Linked DNA regions of Homo sapiens: region 2 is linked to region 1. Evidence: chromatin loops called from intact Hi-C (ENCODE). Cell type or tissue: GM12878. All regions are shown on one strand. Links, peaks and the distances in the headings refer to the core of each region. The heading gives the core; the rest is flanking DNA. Region 1 has its middle 42 kb from the start of LINC01891. Region 2 has its middle 8.1 kb from the start of ARL4C.

The links. Peaks named below come from ENCODE experiments on the same cell type or tissue, not always from the same donor. Only the 100,000 strongest peaks of a DNase experiment are listed, where the experiment ranks them.
Region 2: it touches region 1 in a loop (2.9-fold over the local background); 25 of 110 quality-filtered maps call a loop at or near these places.

Annotation. Positions count from the first base shown.
Region 1 is chr2:234,409,455-234,416,258 of GRCh38, forward strand. No RefSeq gene overlaps it. Among named protein-coding and RNA genes, the nearest start is that of LINC01891, 42 kb to the right of the region's middle. In GM12878, for the core only: no CTCF peak of the experiment used is centred there; a DNase peak (open chromatin) is centred at 2,547.
Region 2 is chr2:234,485,606-234,492,409 of GRCh38, forward strand. No RefSeq gene overlaps it. Among named protein-coding and RNA genes, the nearest start is that of ARL4C, 8.1 kb to the right of the region's middle. In GM12878, for the core only: no CTCF peak of the experiment used is centred there; a DNase peak (open chromatin) is centred at 3,546; H3K4me3 peaks cover 31 bases.

The DNA of each region.
Region 1 (6,804 bases), core at 1,438-3,937:
CTTCAACCTGGGAGGCAGAGGTTGCAGTGAGCCAAGATTGCACCACTACACTCCAGCCTGGGTGACAAAGCAAGACTCCATCTCAAAATAAAATAAAATAACACAAAATAAAAAGTAAGATAAAATAAAAACCACAGTAGAGCCTTAAGGACTCAGCCATCAACTTGTAGGGGCTCCTACCTGCCTGCAATGCAACCATCTGTGCTTTAATAAAAACAATACCACGATAGATTAAAAACTCAGCAAACATTTCAATCCATGACTTCCTCGTGATGCCCAAAAAACATAATTGATCCCCATCAAAAACCTAATTGATCCACATTAGAGGAGGATGTAGTGAATATTACGTAATAATTTTTAAGTAAATAAATATATGTGAAATTAATTGGATGGATTAAACTTAGACGGCAGGGAGTAGAAAGAGGCACAAACAACATGGCCGGGGTACCCGAGAGTCACCGGGTCTGCTAACGGAGCTGGCTTTTGAGCTGGGCACTAAAGGATGGGGTCAAATTCCTCATGAGGGCTTGGGGCAGAGTCCATGGGTCCAGGGCAGAGCATTCAAATGTCAGAGGCAGGAGAACTTGTAATGGCCCCAGCACAGAGTCCGGTTCTCTAGAATTCAGTGGACCTGCAGGGAATTTTAGGGCAAACAGCGGAACCCACAGCATGAAGAGCCCGGGATGGTGGTGTGAGGTGGCGGGGCTCAGTGCAGTCCCCAGAGATCCCTCAGCCCTAGGCCTGGAGAAGTGATCCGCAGGGCTGCAGCGAGAGCTTCTCCCTGCCTCAGCCTTTGATTTGTTCCCACAGGAGACACTCAGCACGAACAGATCTTCCAAGATTTCAGTCACTTTTAGATTTCAGTTGCTTTAAGATTTCAGTCACTTTTAGATTTCAGTTGCTTTAAGATTTCAAGATGGCGGAGTTCAGACTCCTCTGGCGTATTTCCTGGTAGAGTGGGAAGTCCGTCCTGCCAGGGCTGGGCTCCTGCTCAGCCACCCACTCTGCATCCTTGGGCAGGTAATTCCCCTTCTAAGCATCTCTTTCCACTGTTGTGAAAACCTGAGCAAGTGAGTGAGAAGCACAGGAAAGGTGCTCAGTATGTGAGTCCCCTCCACCACCCTCAGAGTCCACCAGCCCTGCAGGGCTCTCCAGCTGCTCAGCCTAACAATCCTGGTCTCCTGGACCCTGGCCCTTGCTCTCTTTTAAGTTCTCTGATATCCATCATGTTTATCTTCTGCTTTCAAAGCTCCAGTTCCAGGGATGTCTTTTTCTGACCCATGGGTTGAGGCTAAGAGGTGAACACATTCCTCATTCGCTTCTCTGCATAGCTCACATTCTTTCTCTGAAGCCCCTGTCCTAGAAAGGATATAATCACTATTGTCAGAGACTTAGCCTGGCGAGAGCGCCCAGGAAAACTCGATCTTAAAAATTGACTCTGTCGCTTTCATCACTCTGGCTGATGGATAAACGTAAGGGTTTAACTCACACATTCTCAGATGTGTTCTAAATATTAGTAACCTTCTACTTTCCAATGAAGACTGATGATAAGCTTTCTCATAGCTGGCTCAACTCTTATATTTGTGTGTAGCTCACACTGACTCCAAGAAGAATTAAGAATCTAATGTAAGCAATGTGAGAAATCCACTCATCCCAAATCATGGTTAAAACTATTGTCTCAAAACAGTAAAATGCATTTCAAAAAAAGATTACATGTCAACTATAATAAACAGGTAGGGTTTCAATCACACAGCAGAATAGAAACAAAGAAGAGGTCACTCTTTCCCCTCTTATTTAAATGACTTTCCAGCTAGTCTAAAAGCAAACAAGTGCTCCGGGTGCTGTGGCTCACGCCTGTAATCCCAGCACTTCGGGAGGCCGAAGTGGGCGGATCACAAGGTCAGGAGTTCAAGACCAGCCTGACCAACATGGTGAAACCCCGTCTCTACTAAAAATACAAAAATTAGCCGGGCGTCATGGCGGGCACCTGTAGTCCCAGCTACTCGGGAGGCTGAGGCAAGAGAATTGCCTGAACTCAGGAGGTGGAGGTTGCAGTGGGCCGAGATCGTACCACTGCACTCCAGCCTGGGCATCAGTGCAAGACTCTATCTCAAAAAATCAAACAAAAACCATACAACAAGTGTCTAATGTGTGTAGAAGCTCTAACTAGGATAACTCGTTTAGTAAGTCATTTTTTTCTAAGACTTCATGTTGTATTTCAAACAGATTTCACTGCCCACTGCTCACCCCTAAGTTGGGCTTCTAAATTGAAATTCTGGACCACAATGCAAATAATTATGTTGCAATATATTGGGGCAGCAAAGTAACTGACTTAAATATCCCATCTACTTTTCAGGGAAACCTGGGCTCCTTGGAGTCCCCAAGAAGCCATCATTTGTTGAGCTTCATTTTCATGGTGGGAAAGGGTTTTTCTCTTGCAGCACAGTTATTAGAAAACGCAAGCTGTGTTGACGCAAATTTTCATAAGCTGTAACAGAAGCGTCCCTTTCTTAAATAAGTCATCAGGACATAAAACTGAACTACTTTGCATGTGGCTTAGCAAAGCCATTGACGAGCTGTGTGGTCTCAGCCTTCTGTTTTCCCTCAGAGCCTTAAATGAACTACTCTCTATGGCCCTTACAGACCTCAGATGCTGAGATTCTCTGAGGTTCCTCCACTGGGACTGATGATTGGAAGCTTTCAAATAGGACAGATTTCTGGACCTGACATAACCCACTGAATTTGTGTCTCTGGGGGAGGGTCCAGGAGCTGCATCTGTAGGAAGTCCCCAGATGCTGCTATTAGGGAGTTCTGGAGGCAGAGGTGTGGGCCATCAGCCATTCCGCAGTGGACCCCTTGGATGATAAATCCTGAACTGATTTTGATTCTGCATGGAGAGATGGACATAAATAAAGCCAAGAAGAAATCTCTGTTAAGCTGAGAAAGTATGCAGTTGTTTCTCAAGACAGACTGAATGGGCCGTGTCTGTAGGAGGAGAAAACTGTAGTCTTCTCAAATTCATTTTCTTTGTGATGTCCCCTAAACAAATCTGGTGGGAGATTTTCCTGTTGTCATCACTTTTTTGGGGGTTGGATAGCTTCGATGTCTCATATTTTCACATTAAGAAGGAAAGGCAGAGAGAACATAGTACCATATAAAAATGATAATAACTTTAAAAGCTTCTGTTCTCTAAGGTGGGGCACATTCCAGGAAATGGTAGGAAGGGAACCAGTTCATGACCATCTGATGGGAGAGGATCTTGTCCCGGAGGGGAGGCGTACCTCAAAATCCTAGACATTAGCCAGAGCAGTCGCTGGGTGTGAACTCCGTCTAAATTGCTAGCTTCCTGTCGTGTACTTAGATCCAGTGCCAAGTTTGAGGATGACTCCTACACCATCTCTCTGGCATCATGCACGGATATGCACAGTGTGGAGAGAGAAACATGCGATGGGGCCACAGAGTGTAATACTGACCCATAGAGTACTATCCCAGCTTATCCTCAGGCTGCCGGAGACACACCCAAATCTGCAGGGCCAAAAGTCCATGTGTCAGAGTAGACAGAGAAGGATGTAACCTAACCCTTTGGCAGAGTCTTCTGGCTCAGAGAGACAATGCCAGTAAAGGAGGCAGATGGAAAGTGGTCAGCATCATCTATGGATTAATTAGTGCCATCCACTAGAGCCCAGTCAAATGGAAGGTTGCCCAGGTATCCCAATGGTATTGTGCAGCTAATGTGATACATGATTTAGACGGCACGCCAAGCATGCTAACATAGACATAAATGGCCAGCGTGTTTTATCCCTGTCCAGTTATCCCTGGAATTATGTAATTTAAGATCAGGATAAAAGAAAAAAGAAACACAATCAAAGAATCACCAAGCTCTAGCTTTACAAGAATGACACATTTGAAATCAAAATACAATTTGATTTTGCAATGGATTGAAAATTGTTCATCCTACCAAGTAGTCCTTTGTTGAAATAGTCTCAGGTGTGCAAGGTCTCAAGTAACAAACCTATGGATAACTTCCTGAATGAACTATTAAAGATGACACAAAGATAAAAATGAGAGATTGGTAGAGCTGTTGTTAAAAGACTGACAGTGTGCGTTGAGATTAAGTAAACAAGTGTAATCACTGTACTTTGATTACAAAATGTACTAAACTAGAAACAGTCTTTGTCGTAGCTTATCTGTATTATTAAAAAAAAGAACAAAACTTGAAACAAGCAAACGACAAATAAAAACAATTTTTTTTTTTTTAGGCGGAGTCTCGCTCTGTCGCTCAGGCTGGAGTGCAATTGCGCGATCTCAGCTCACTGCAACCTCTGCCTCCTGGGTTCAGGCAATTCTCTTACCTCAGCCTTCTAAGTAGCTGGGACTACAGGCATATGCCACCACACCCGGCTAATTTTGTATTTTTAGTAGAGACAGGGTTTCACTGTGTTAGCCAGGATGGTCTTGAACTCCTGACCTCGTGATCCGCCTGCCTCAGCCTCCCAAAGTGCTGGGATTACAGGCGTGGGACACTGCACCCAGCCATAAAAACAATTTTTAAAAACAGGCTATAGGCCGGGCTCAGTGGCTCACGTCTACAATCCCAGCAATTTGGGAGGCCGAGTGGAGCAGATCATCTGAGGTCAGGAGTTTGAAACCAGCCTGGCCAACATGGTGAAACCCCATCTCTACTAAAATTACAAAAATTAGCCTGGCATGGTAGCTCGTGCCTGTAGTCCCAGCTACTTGGGAGGCTGAGGCATGAGAATTGCTTGAACCTAGGAGGCAGAGGTTGCAGTGAGCTGAGATCGTGCCACCGCACTCCAGCCTGGGTGACAGAGTGAGACTCTATCTCAAAAAAAAAAAAGCAGGCTATAATCCCAATAACAATAATGGGGTGAAGTTGTCACCTAATTTCTTATATTCTGTAAAACAGTTCAATTTATTATTTTACAGCATAAATAGAAATGTATGGGCTTAAGAATGGCTTTGAAAGGTTTTGTTCCCTCTGATAGAATTTAAAGGAATGTATGACTTTCCATTGTACTATAGAGTGTAATGGCTAAGAAAATCCAGCATGTATGGTGACCGTGGCAAAAGGCCTCTTAAAATGTAGAGGAACAGACAAAATGGTGGTGCATGTGAAACACCCAGTAACATGAGCTCTGACATTATAAATGAGGAGTGTTATAATTAAGATGTTTTCTAAGCCAGCATAGATTTATGCTTACGCTTCTGATAAGAGCTCCGCCTGGCATTTGGAGCTACAGCTAGCATGCCGTGCTGAAGCTGACCGCACCCTCACCCATCTTATCTATGCTAATGCCCACAGGAAGTGAAAGATACCATGCTTCTGTAATCTCACCCATGGATACATCTTTTGATGAGGAAGAAGGCAAGGGCTGATGCATGCAATACAAGTTATGAACATTTCTGTAAGCAGGGAAATAGCATCCACAGATACCACGTCATTTCTTTATTTCACCATTACTTTTGAGCAATGACATTGGGTTTTCGAGAGAAAGACCCTTGCTCCATTTGAACCAGCATTGTTTGCCATAAGACAACCAATAAACAAGCAACCAACCTAACAATAAAAACATCCATTGGTGACAGGAGCTATAAAGAGAACTGCAATGAGGTGATGTAATAGAGTGCTATCCTAGCTGGGTGGTGAAGGTGACACTCTAAGAGATGGCAACTGGCAGAATTCCAAAGAACAAGTGCCAGCCAGGTAGAAATGCAAGGAAGAGCATTCCAGGCAGAGGGAAGAGCTGACACAAAGGTAACAGGCAAGGAAATATCCTGCCATCAAAGAAGAACCATGGAAAGTGTGGAGGGCCAGAGACAACACAGAGCATGGCTGGAGAGGAGAACAGAATGTGTTCAGTGATGGAAGCTGAAGTCAGGCTTACCTTGGTGAGCCAGGATGGGACTTTAGATTGTGTTTGTGTTTTGTAGGTCCATCAGTAAGGTTTATGCAGAGACTGCCATGATCTCATTCCAATGTTGTAAAAAATCATGAAAACGTGGAGACCACACTTTAGTGGGCTCTGGGAGACAGTAGCAGAATCCAGAAGGCCGGGTAGGAAGCCACTTCAGTAGTTGAGGTGTGAAAGATTGTGCCTTACACCAGGATGGTAGGGGTGGAGATAGAAGTAGATGAATTGGGAGCATGTTTTGGAGGCAAAGATAATAAGACTTGTTGAAGAACCAGACACAGGGAGTGAGAAAAGAAAGGTGATAGAATCTGCAGAAGGAGCAGGTTTGTGGGATCGGAATTGTTTTGGCCATGTTGAGCTAGAGAGGGCAATCAGGCATCCATGGGAGATGCCAATTATATAGTAGACACAGTGTCGGGAGTTGTGGGGAGGTGGAGACAAACGATGTGGAAGTCATTTGCCAATAGATGCTTTTAAAAGTCCTGGCACTAGTCAAGGATTACAGTGTGGTCAGAGAAGAGAGATGAGTCCAGGACAGAGAACCACATCAAGGGGAACAGTCAGGGGAGAGCCAGGAGGTGGCACCCAGGGCAGAAACCAAGAAGGAACAGCAGGGAGGAGAGAGGGAGACCAGGAGAACATGGTAATGAAGATGCCAAGACAGGGAGGCGTTTCCAGAAGGGAAGGCATCTGTCTGTGGTGTGCTAAGAAGCTGAAGTGATGATACCAGTAAAATGGACAGTATCACCACTCATTTGAATGAGATAAAAACATGCAAAGTTGACATTTGATTGCAACGTGAGGTTGATATCCACTTAGTCTTCGAAGGAAAATATACTTGGTTCCTTTATGAATTGTATAAGGGGATTTA
Region 2 (6,804 bases), core at 2,248-4,747, 77 kb after region 1:
CCAGATCATTGTCTGGGGAGCTGTCCCAGGCATGGTAAGATGTTCAGTGGCATCCTGGCCTCTACCCACCTGATGCCTGTAGCCCCCTCCCCTTAATGGTGACACCCAAGCATGTCTCAGGACATTGCCATTGCACCTGGAGGACAAAATCACCCATGGTTGACAGCCACTGCTTTAAAGGGACCAGAGAAACATGGCTGAGGCACGAAATTTTCTGGGGTGCTGGCATGATACAAAGCCAAGGTCCCAACAAATGAATGAATGCTCTGATGCTTGCATTCAGGGAACAGCAGCATCAGCCTCACTGGGAACTTACTAGAAAAGCAGAATCTCATGACATACCCCAGCCCCACCAAGTCAGGATGCGCGATGCAACGGAATCCCCAGGCAGGCAGTAAGTATGCCCATCAGATTTGAAAGGCGCTGGTTCAGAGATCCCTGTGCGGTCCTTCTCAGCTGCAATGGTGGTGGATGCTGCACCAATTAGGAGTCCATTCATGAGACAGATATCCTGGGGTACCTGCCATGTGCAAGTTTCCAGCTCAGGGCTGTGTAGAGCTGCCTCATGGCAGGTGCACAGGCTCTGAGGTCAGACTGCCTGGGTTCAAATCCTCACTCTGCATAGTAGCACTGTGACCCTGGCAAGGCACCCAGCACCTCCAAGCCTGTTTCTGTATTTCTGTAGTGAGGCTAATGATAAAAATAGTCCTGATTCCATGATGTTTACTGTCAGGGGTAAGAAGGACAGCCCAACTAACATGTTTGGCTCAGTGCTTGGCACTCCAAAAGTGGTCAACCTTTGTTTTTAAGAGTATCTATCTGTCTGTCTATCTGTCTGTCTGTCTATCCAAAGGAGGCAGTTGGTGGAGGCAGGAAGTACATGCCTACCTCATAGTGCTTCAGAGAGGATTAAATGAGATGACTGTCAAGTGCTCAATTCAGCATCTAATATAAAACAAACACTGCATGAATGGCAGTAATTAATATTATCAGAATAATTTCTTTTGAGAAAATGAACAGTGGTAAAGGGCTTAACAATGAATGACGTTCTCAGCTGTTTACTCTGAATTACACTCTTGTGGCCAGAATGTCCTTGGCTCCTTGGCAGTAATTGTCAAACCAGGATGGGAGCAGTCAGTCCTTCCACTCCCCCAGCCTGGGCCAAGCAAGGCAGGTTTCCATCTGCTTGTGACCTCTTGTCACACACAGAGAGGGTGGAGAGGCTTCTCTCACATGGCAGCTCTTGTGGGGAGCTCTCATTGTTTTTGCAACATCAGGGTTGGTGATGGTGTCTGAAGGATAGCTGAAATCCCAAGCCCTGAGTTCAGGCAGTCCTGGGGTTGGTTATTCCAGCAGTTGGATGACATTTTCTAAGACCTAGGTTCCTTTCATATTTCCTTTCTGCCATCCTCAGTGTCTGGGTTGGCTCTCCTCATGGGATCAGGATGGCTGCAGTCACTCCAGGCATCACATCTTCATTTGCTGAAATTCAGAGACAGCAAAGGAGAGCCATATGGTCCCTATGTCTCATTTTCCAATATAAAATTTTTTTTCCAAAGCCCACCCGCTCTCTCTTCTACAAAAAGCCTTTCCTTTCATCCTCATTGGTCAGAATGGCAACAGGACCTATCCTAAGCAAATTGCGGGCAACAGGAATGATTGATTTTATGGTTGATATTAATTTCTCTTAAAGCTGGGGATAGGGTAGCCTTTTCTGAATACAAAACCATGAGACAGAAGGTGCCATCCAAGCAAAATCAGGGTCCTGCCAGCAAGATAAGATATTGACTGTATAGGTTACCTGCAGTGTCTCCTTCTGAGGCCTTCACCCCATATCAGACCCTTTAATCTCTGATTCCAGCATCCAATTATCTATACAATCAGATTCAGGAAGAGCAGAATTAAGACACAGCCTGGATTTCAGGGGGAAGTAGTCATTCGCAATACTTCTGCAGGAAATTCTTAACTCTATGACAGCAACCGGATTGCAGGCAGACCACACATCTCCCTTTAGGTTGATGGAGCCCTGGTTTAGAACCCGGAGCTGGGCCCACACCAAGATTCCCATCCATCCCAGGATTTCTAATCAGTTAAGGCATCTCTTGGGAAGAACTCCATGGAGGGGACTAGTGGGCTGATACACCTGAGAAAGGCTCCAGGAGAGAGAGCCAGTGTCAGATAAAAGGGGGATTCTGGGATGGCACAGCATTAGACACTCAGATAATCCCTGGGCTCTTTGACTCCTGTGTTCCTTATGTGCAAGAGCAGACACTGAGGAGCCAGGCCCCCGAAATATCTGCAGGACATTGAGAATGGGGCGGACCCAGGTGGGGTCACCAGTGTTTGGGGTTAGCAGTTTGAGCCATCATGCTGATCATGATGATCAGCTTCTCCAAAACCTGCAAAACTGGCACTGCCTCCAGGAGTCAGGGAAGGAAAGGAAGTGGAGGAGGCTGAGGACATGTGGAGGAGGCTGAGGACATGTGTACAATGAACATCCCTCCCTGCCCCAGGAAATCTCTGAAAGAGTTGGAGAAGGATTTTGAGGGGGGCAGAATTCTTCACATGGCAGGTACCAGGACCACAGAGTAATATCCTTAGGGAACATACATTGCTTCTGGCTCTATCCCAAGGCTGGTGTGGCTTGCAATGGTGGGTTTGGTTAAATTTGTGACTTTCTCTTTGGTAAAATGATGGATGCTTTGCACTGGAGTCAAGCACCTCACTTGATCATTTAGGCCTGACTCACCTACTAGAATATCAGCCCTCTGAGGACAAGTGCCTTTGCCTATATCACAGTCTCCCCAATATTGTGGGTGTCACTATTGGTTGTCCATTCTGTTTTTGGAAGCTTTTTTATATGATAAATACAGCATCCCAGCACACTTCAAATTACATAGCAATGCAAATTTTCATTCATGTAATAATGGATTCAAACACATATTTATGAAATAAACTGTTGCAATGATCATTACTTACCATGATGCCTTTTAAATGTTACAATTGTAGTTTTTTTAGTTGTTATGAGGCATAGGCAGTTGAAATTAACTGCACAGTGAGTTAGCGTTTAAGGAAATGGAAACACCCAGGAGTAGCCATTAGAAGAATGAGAATTCTGCAAACCACAGATAGAGGAGGCTCATTTCCCCCACAGCCACTTACTGGAAACTTCCACTAAAGATTCAATGCCCAGAATCTCACAAGGAAAGATGTTTTCCCTTAGGAAGTCTCCTTTGGTTTACTCTCCATGAGCTGGAAGTCTTATCAGTGAAAATGAAGAGGGAGCGAGCACCAGGGCTGTTTGGCCTGTCTGTGAAAAACAGACCAGCAGAATTCCCCTACACGCAGGAGGGGGCATCCTGCCATCAGCGGGGAGAAGGGGTCACAGCCGAAGCATCATATGCATCCTTGCCGTGTGTGTGACTTGCCTTGCAGCTTGCATGGTGCTTTTCTGTCTAGTGTTTCATTTTACCTTTAAAACAATACTGAGAGGTAGGCAGGATGGGGATTCTCAGCCTCATCCTGTAGTTGAGCGGTCTGAGGTTGAGTGGGGTTAGACAGGTGACTCATTCAAGATCACATCCCCAAATGCAGACCCAGTGACACCTGACACTCCTCCCTGTCCATCCTCTGTGGGGTAGGCATCGTCCCCGACACAAACACTCCTGAAAGGAAAACTGAAAACAAAATTGTTCAGGGACAGAATCTGAAGCAAGAGGGGTTGTCTTCTAGACACTGGGAGGTGCTAAGGAGAGAAAGCAAGGTGCAGTGCTGGGATGTCGGCAGAGCCCTGGCAGTGGGGGAAGGGGGAGGGGAAGGAGGTCACCCTTTCTGTCATCAGCATGAGGGTGGTGATGCAGGCTGGCAACACAAACCGTCCATCCTCGTCTTCCTAGATCCAGAGCCCCAGATTTATTATTATTTATTTTTTTAGACGGAATCTCGCTCTGTTGCCTAGGCTGGAGTTCAATGGTGCAATATTAGCTCACTGCAAATTCCGTCTCCCGGGTTCAAGAGATTCTTATGCTTCAGCCTCCCAAGTAGCTAGGATTACAGGTGCCTACCACAATGCCCGGCCAATTTTTTGTATTTTTAGTAGAGACAGGGTTTCACCATGTTGGCCAGGCTGGTCTCAAACTCCGGACCTCAGGTGATCCACCTGCCTTGGCCTCCCAAAGTGCTGGGATTACAGGCGTGAGCCATCGCGCCTGGCCCAGAGCCCAATATTTTTTAAACTGCAGAACCTTCCTGATCAAAGGGCAGCAGGTTAGTGGAGCCTCCAAGAGCCCAGCCCTTGGGTTGAAGGGATCTGGGTCTTAAACTAGTTCCACCCTCGCAGAACATTAGCTAATCTCCTCTGAACCTCGGTTTCCTCATCTGTAAGTGCAAATAAAATTAGTTGATCTCTTGGGGCCTTTGGGAGGAAAAATTATCAAGGAAGTGAAGCACTTAGCATGGTATCTAGCATATACTAAGCACTCAGTAAAGGCTGCAGTGGCTATTACCATGATCATCTAGGACTAACAGGGACTATAAACCAGGCTGTGCCTAATGTTACTATGTTACAGTAATTTTAATTAACAAATGCAAACGAGATGCTCGTCTTCTAAAAGGCATGTTATAAAAACAACTTTAAAAATTGCTTGTTTTGGTTACTTCTTTCACACCATGCTGCCATGCTCCATGCAGAATGCAGTCACAGTTACATCCTGCATTAGGAGCAGTTCACGCCCAGAGTTGTGTGTAAGGTGGTACCATTCAAAGAAAGCCACGGCATATTCTGAAAATTTAGGTGGAGTAAGTAACACAGATCTTTCATTCTCACTTCTAATCTTGGGGAAGAAACAACAGGCTACTTTCTCAGAAACCCTCACATTGCAAGTTCCTCTCTGAAACTGACGCAGCCCCACGCTTAAGTTGAGAACTGGTGCAAAACAAATGTATAAAATCCTCCAATGTCTTGTGCAAATTCTATTTTAAACGAGTTTCAGCTGAGCCAGGGAGAGCCAGAAGGAGAGGGCTGTTTTAAGGATAAGTGAACATGTACGAGACAGCTGAATGAGGAGAGAAGAGAAATGCCTGCATATCAACTGAGATGGCGGATTTCTTTCTGGCAGGCAAATGCCAAGCTGTGGGCATCAGACCTACAACAGGACACAAAGCAGAAGAGAGGTTATTCAGCTGGGCAGCCAGAGAGCTGCTAAATCAAGGACTATCAAGTTCTGCATTTGTTCTCTTCTTACTTTTTTCATGTCAAACCCTTAATCTTCACATCAGTTATATGCACATAATTTTGTCGTTCCTTGCTACCACATGATTGTGACATCAAAACAGTCTAACAGTTAACGCTGGTAACAGGATCGTTCCAAGAACCCAAGCTCTGGAGACGAGCATAAAGGCACAAAACAGTAAGGCCAGGCGTCCCTGGTCTACCGAAAAAAACTTACAAACGAAGAATCGAAACCTTGAAGGAAAAGTTCAGATTGTGGCAAACGAAGAATCGAAACCTTGAAGGAAAAGTTCAGATTGTGGGAAATAGGACAGCGGCTTAGGATTAACACCAACCTCCTCGGTTACTAGTGGTCAGAGGGATGGGGCCACTTGCAGTTAATTTTCTAGAAAACATAACATGATTGATGTTGTCTAAGTATCAGATGTCACTTGGCTCCCCAAGAATGTATTTGTTGAATCAAGATTAAATTAAGGTTGCCCTATAAAGCAAGGGTTTTGGTCTTTGCTTCTTCTGATTCTCAACATTTTTACTCCTGGGGAGCCACAATAGTCCCTAAGTGGTTTTTCAGCCGCTTTTTAGGTTTCAGAAACAGCATCCGTGCCCTTTTGATGTAATCTATGTCCCAATAATTAGTTCCTGCAGCAATGTAAATGATTAAAGTCAAGCCACGCTCATTTTTAAAGAAAAACCTCTAAACCCACAAATGTGTTCACCAATGTGTAAGTTTCAACACGCTTGGTTGGAGCAATGATTCATCTCACAATACTGATCTGGAAGAATAACAATATTTTGTCTATTTTCATTTAAATATTTAATAGGAGATAGTAATTTTATTTAATTCCTAAAGTTTATGACCAAAACTAATTGACAGGAATTAAGTCATTCAGCCAATATTTACTGAGCACCTGCTATATGCTCAGTACTATGCTAGGCACCAGCAATTAAAGAAGATCTCCTCCCTGCTTTGAGGGGATCACAGCCTAGTGATATGGGATGTATGAAAAGTAATGGATTCAAGAGTCCGGCAACCTAAGTTTGACACCTAATTCAGCCTCTTACACCTTTGGAGGAGAAGACCACCTGGGTTGATCAGACGGTCTCCAGGTGCTTGTTTTCACTCCATTCTGGCCCAAGCCCAGAGTCAGCAGCCTAGGTTTTAGTGGGATGAGGATACCAAGAAGTGTGGCTAAAAGGGAGATTGCAAGGACCTGACTTAAAGACCTGCAGGCGGGTGAGGTTATCACACGTTCCACATGTTGGCAGCCAATAACAACAAATTGAAAGCGATTGAACACTTACTGTGTGCCAGGCATGGGGATAGGCGCTTCACCTGTATTATCCTGCTTCATCCTCCCAACAATTCTTTGAGGTACCATTATGATCCCATTTTACATATGAGAAACTGAGGCTTAGAGGGAAAGGACTTGAGCAAAATCACAGGGCCCTAGGCACTTGAGCCAGATTTTGGAACTGGCTCTTTTGGGCTCCATGCTTAAGAGACCCCATACCCCACTAGGGTCTTAACCATCACTTAGTAGCAATTAAGCCTGTCGCTTAACAGCTGCCACGTG